Regions from separate parts of the Homo sapiens genome. Here region 1 is linked to region 2. A link is an interaction called in ENCODE POLR2A ChIA-PET data of the cell type or tissue named here. Cell type or tissue: Panc1. All regions are shown on one strand. Each heading gives the region's core, and the rest is flanking DNA. Links, peaks and the distances in the headings are about the cores only.

Region 1 (2,914 bases), core at 308-2,807, 92 kb after region 2:
GCTTATGGATTGGAAAACTGGATATTATTAAGATGGCAATAATCCCCAAGTTGATTCTACAGATTCAATACAGTCCCAATCAGAATTCTACCTGGTTTATTTTTCTCTGCAGAAATTAACTAACTGATCCTAAAATTCATATGGAAATTAAAGAGACCCTTTATAGCTAAAAATCTTAAAAGAGAAGAACAAAGTTAAAGGATTCATAGTTCTTAATTTCAGAGATTATTACAAAGCTACACTCAAGACAGTATGGTACTGGCATAAGGATACACATACAGACCAATGGAATAGAACTGAAACCCCTCACGTTTATGGCCAGTTGATTTTTGACAAGACAATCCGATGAACAAAGAACAGCACTTTTTAACAAATGATGCTAGAAGCCAGGCACAGTGCTTCACACCTGTAATCCCAGGACTTTGGGAGGCCAAGGCAGGAGGATCACTTGAGCCTAGGAGTTTGAGACCAGCCTTGGCAACATGGTGAAATCCCGTTTCTACAAAATATAAAAATTAAAAAAGTAGCCAGGTGTGGTGGCGCACACCTCCCAGTTACTCAGGAGGCTGAAGCAAGAGAATTGCTTGAGCCTAGGAGGTCAAGGCTGTTGTGAGCCATGATTGTACCACTGCACTCCAACCTGGGTGACACAGCAAGACTCTGTCTCAAAATAAATAAATAAAAATAATTTTCCTTTTGTTTATCCCTTATAGTCGATCATTATATATCAATTTTAAAAGATACTATGCAGTAAAGGGAGCAAAACAAAATCTTTGTTGTTAAAAATGGCAATGGGTTAGATAGGCTTAAGAACTGCTGAGTCCCAGCTGACCCTAACTGAACCATATCTGTAACATTTCATCTAATAATCTTATGAAACTACTCAGCAGTCACTAAATATACTATGGGCTTTCCTGCCCCTATGCCTAGTCTTAGGCTGTTCTTCCACCCAAACTAGCGTTACAGCTTCTCCCCAGCGTTCATGACCTACTTTGGTGCCACGCAGCCTTTCCAGATCTCACTACCCCACAATGAATCCTGAAATGTTTGTGTCTATAGCTGTCATTTGGAAATAAATCATGCACTCTTTGAGATAGAGGTGTTGTATTGTTATTTAATGTTATTGTGTGACTATTGTTATCTCTCCAAGTGCAATCTCACAGTTCTTTGTTTTTCCCAAAGGACTGGGGGCATCCTAGGTAGTTAATAGATAGTTGTTCATTGCCTGAAACAGCTATTTGCAGAATAGACTTATTTCAATATTAAAAACTAAAGAGCCTTATTTCTGTTCTCTTTAGAGACCAAAGAATCTGCTGATTCATGTGTTTAGACAGGGCAGATTCTCAAATAGTTTTGTTCCTGCTGAGAACCAGTGAGTTTGGCTGGGTGCGGTGGGTTACGCCTGTCATCCAAGTACTTTGGGAGGTCGAGGCAGGCAGATCACGAGGTCAGGAGATCGAGACCATCCTGGCTAACACGGTGAAACCCCATCTCTACTAAAAAAAAAAATACAAAAAAATTAGCTGGGTGTGGTGGCGGGTGCCTGTAGTCCCAGCTACTCGGGAGGCTGAGGCAGGAGAATGGCGTGAACCTGGGAGGTGGAGCTTGCAGTGAGCCGAGATTGCGCCACAGCACTCCTGCCTGGGCGACAGAGCGAGACTCCGTCTCAAAAAAAAAAAAAAAAAAAAAAAAGACAGAGAACCAGCAGTGAGTTCATCAGCAGAGAAGACAGGGAGTAGGAGCTGGAGCCAAAGCCTCTAAACATTGCTTACTCTGCCTGACAGCAAAATGGCCGTTTCCCCATTCAAGGACTCACTATTAAATCACATAGGACTAAATGCTGTTATTGGTAAACCACATTTTTCCTATTAGCAACATTTGTAAATGTAGAATTTGCAAATATTGTGCATGTCCTTCTATCTTCCTTTTTAAGGAGTACATAGTTGGTGGCATCAGGTATGTATCTTAACTGTCAACAAGCAACCATTAAAATTGTTAAACCACAAAACCCATGGGAACTCATAAACCATTAAACCCATAACAAGGGATTAATCAACTTCCCTTGTCCTTACAGCCTGCCATCCCTACTTTCTTGCCTCATTTAAAACCTTAGGGTCTTCTGGAACTATTCATTTCCCTCCAGGGCAGGGCAGCATTCTTCACTCTCCCCAGCACAGCTCCCAAAATGTTATTCCTGGCCCCTCAGGTTGTCAGGTCTCTCCAGTCTCTAACCATTCCATTATCATGACCTCTAAATTTCCTTAGCATCATCTACCAATCTCTTGGGTACAATCTGCACATTGTCTAAGACTGTGGCACCGGTACATTCTCTTCCAATCTACCTCAAGTCCTGCCATCTTGCTGGGTGGTTTTAGGGTCCACGCATATCACCCATCCAATACACTGACATTTTTATCCTGATCCGTTAAGCTTCCCAACCTCAACCTCACCACCTCTTCATTATGGCTTCCTCTGACCTCAGAATTGCCTGCATCTTCTCTACCTCTAAAATCCTTCAGTAGCCCACTATCTTTGTTACTTTTTTTAAAAATTGAGGTGAAATTCACATAACATAAAATTAACATTTTAAAGTGTAAAATTCAGCATTTAGCAGATTCACAATGGTGTGCTGCCACCACCTATATCACCCCTAAAGAAAACCCCATTAAGCTTACCCTTGAAGCAGTCACTCCCCATTATCCCCTCCCCACTCATTCCCTAGAAACCCCCGATCTGCTTTCCATCATTATAAATTCACCTATTCTGGATTTTTCATATAAATGAATTCATAGAATATGTGACCTTTATGTCTGACTTCTTTCACTCAGCATCTTGTTTTTTTCAATGCTCATACACATTGTAGCATATATCAGTACTTCAGTCCTGTATTAGCTTGCTAGGACTACCTTAACAC
Region 2 (2,914 bases), core at 244-2,743:
AATGACCTGCAAAGTTTGTTCCAATTTGCATCAGCAGTCATGGGAGGCTGAACAGCTATGGATTAAGATGTCAAGTTACTCACACCCAAAAGGCAAAGAGGGCCCGTGGGTAAGCAGCAGGCCTACCCAATCACACCCAGCGCCTGGATTTCTATTCCTCACTGTGCTTACTGACCCTCGTAACCTTAACCAAATCCCCCTTCCCACCTTTTTGTCTCAGGTTCAGTTGCCTTAAAGTAGAAATAATCATAGCAGTCCTCATCCTATCTTAATGGAAACCAGAGGCTTTTAGAACAGTAAGATTACCTATCCCCAAAGTCTCACTTTATTAACAATGAAACTGGGGCACAGGTACAATTAGAATCCAGGTCTCCATGGCTCTTCAGATCTCTGGACCAGCAAGGGCGCTGGCACAGCAGTGGACAGATGTAGTTGCCTGCGCTGGAACTATTTTCAAAAGTGCCACTGTGTGGCCAGAGCCATAGCAAAGGGAGCTCCAAACTCTTCCTGGCATTTGGAGGCAGGACAACTGAGGAAGACGTGAAGCTTCATGGAAATGTGTTCTTGACCAGCTAGACAAAGAGTGAGATATGGCCAGGTGCGGTGGCTCAAGCCTGTAATCTCAGCATTTTGGGAGGCCGAGGCGGGCGGATCACGAGGTCAGGAGATCAAGACCATCCTGGCTAACACGGTGAAACCCCGTCTCTACTAAAAATACAAAAAAAAAAAAAAAAAAAAAGAAAATTAGCCTGATGTGGTGGCGGGCACCTGTAGTCCCAGCTACTCGGGAGGCTGAGGCAGGAGAATGGGTGAACCCGGCAGGCAGAGCTTGCAGTGAGCCGAGATCGCACCACTGCACTCTAACCTGGGCGACAGAGCGAGATTCCGTCTCAAAAAAAAAAAAAAAAAGATGTGCCAGGCACTGGTGGTCATGAGGGTGGGGCTGAAAAGGGAGGCAGCAGTGCTCCAGGCTCCTCTTGGTGGCTCCCACCTCTGCACCCAAGGAAGTAACAACTTCACAGGTGCCTGCCCAACCTCCCAGACTTCCTTTCCCTCGAGTCTTTCCCTCTCCTCTATGCCTCTAGCCACAGGGGTGGCATGATTCCATGTTGACCTGTCCTCTCAGTGCAGACTCTGGGCCAGGATAAGCTCGTGCAGGTTTGTGACTGACAGGCTTCTGGAAGCATCTGGGGCCCTTTTGCATCGCTTAACTTCTATGTCTGTGACTCATTTTTACATTACTCATGGATCTCTTATCTTTCTCCTTGCACTTTCAGCCCATCTACCCCTTGCTAGGGAGGCAGATCTGAAAAGCAGAGGGAGGCTCCCAGAAATAAAGGAATCTGGGAATAGGAGACTCCCTGTTAATGGGGTCTTTGGGCTATGGCTACCGTGCCCCTCCTGAGCCCCCCCAGAACCTCCTGAAGGTGACAATGCTCAGTCTGAGATATGGTGGAGCCTCTGAAATGAAACAGGGAAAACCAATGCATTCCTCAAAGAGGCTGAGCTCTGTACAGAAGCATGGGTAAAATGTAACAGAGTCACATCAATTCAAACAGAGATTTCCAGATCTTTAGAATAAAACAAAACCCTGATTTATCATGTTGCATTATGAGAAAGTTGCAGATTAAAAGGGGCAAAAATAGAGCCCAATTGTCACCCCACAAAGCCAACATCAATGGGCTGTGAACTGTGCTGCTCTGTTCCAAATAACCAAACAATGGTTGACCTCCCCTCTACACCCTGCTTGCCCATGCTGCCAAATAACCAGACTCAAAGGGAAACAAGTCCGCAGCCGCCCGCCCAGCACGAAGACTCATGCCATGTGATCCCAGCTAACGGGCAAGGCCTAACCAATTGACAGGAACTACGAAAGTGAATTGTGTCAGTGTTTTCCTGAAACTTTTCTGAGGGTGAGAAATAAATCATTCCAAGGCTCAAATGCAGAAACAAACTCTGTAATTCTTTTTTTTTTTTTTTTGGCCCAAACACACCAGAGGAGCAGGACATACCCACTAGCCACATAGCAGCTTTTTAACATTGTAAAGAATCACTGCTTCACAAGGCACTGTTTGATATCTGTGAGAACAGGTGGCCTGATTTTTACATAGCAATTCTTCACGATCTATTGACATTGTATTTATAGTCAACCTGAGTAGATCATCATAATGACCACCATTTATTGGGCCAGGCACAAAGCTTAAGACCCAAAGATCATACAATTAGCAACAGCAATTCTGGGGTTCAACCTGGGTCAGTCTTTCTATCATATCGGGATACCACACATGCTTTGGACCTATCTACATAAGTCTTTCCACTTCTTGGCATGATGAGGTCAAGCAGAGTGGTGATCGTGGCAGGACATGGGGAGAGGGTGAGGATACACTTCTGTGTGTTCAGATGTAGCCCTCCAACTGGCCTATATCCCTGAGTCCTTCCCAAGACCAAGCACTAATGATCACCTGGTTGTCTAGACATCTCCTAGCCATCAGTTTCCAAAATCTATTTCCCAGAGTCCTCAGGTTTGGTGGAGGTTATTTTGGAGGTTGCCTTAAGGAGCAAGAAGGAGGCCAAGGGGAAAGCTGAGCGGGTGGGATTCTGAACCCAAATCTTCCCTTGAACTGGATCCATTTCATCAGTTTTATATATTGGAGTTCTATGTGAGATTTGCTTGTGGAGGAGGAAAAAAGTGGGAGAATCCTAGCTCTAGAGCAAGCGCGAAAATCACTGTCTTGGCGGAGGGACTTCCATGGGCCAGGGGTCCTGGCAGGGCCCAAGCTGGCCCTGAGCATCTAAGGGTGCTAAGTGACAGCCTGCTGGTGACATAATGACTGCTTCCTTGCCTGCATCCACCACCACTCTCTCCTGCCACTCACTCAGGTCACTAGCAGTGACCCTGAACTTCACAGAGAGG

Evidence for each region. ChIA-PET counts read pairs that join two places held together with the same protein. Peaks named below come from ENCODE experiments on the same cell type or tissue, not always from the same donor. Only the 100,000 strongest peaks of a DNase experiment are listed, where the experiment ranks them.
Region 1: POLR2A ChIA-PET joins it to region 2 with 14 read pairs; 3 of 35 experiments call an interaction of 5 or more read pairs at or near these places.

What each region holds. Positions count from the first base shown.
Region 1 is chr18:23,445,357-23,448,270 of GRCh38, forward strand. No RefSeq gene overlaps it. Among named protein-coding and RNA genes, the nearest start is that of RIOK3, 6.5 kb to the right of the region's middle. In Panc1, for the core only: no CTCF peak of the experiment used is centred there; no DNase peak of the experiment used is centred there.
Region 2 is chr18:23,353,628-23,356,541 of GRCh38, forward strand. All of the region lies in intron 12 of SLC35D4 (solute carrier family 35 member D4), which reads right to left. Among named protein-coding and RNA genes, the nearest start is that of SLC35D4, 83 kb to the right of the region's middle. In Panc1, for the core only: no CTCF peak of the experiment used is centred there; no DNase peak of the experiment used is centred there; H3K27ac peaks cover 1,356 bases.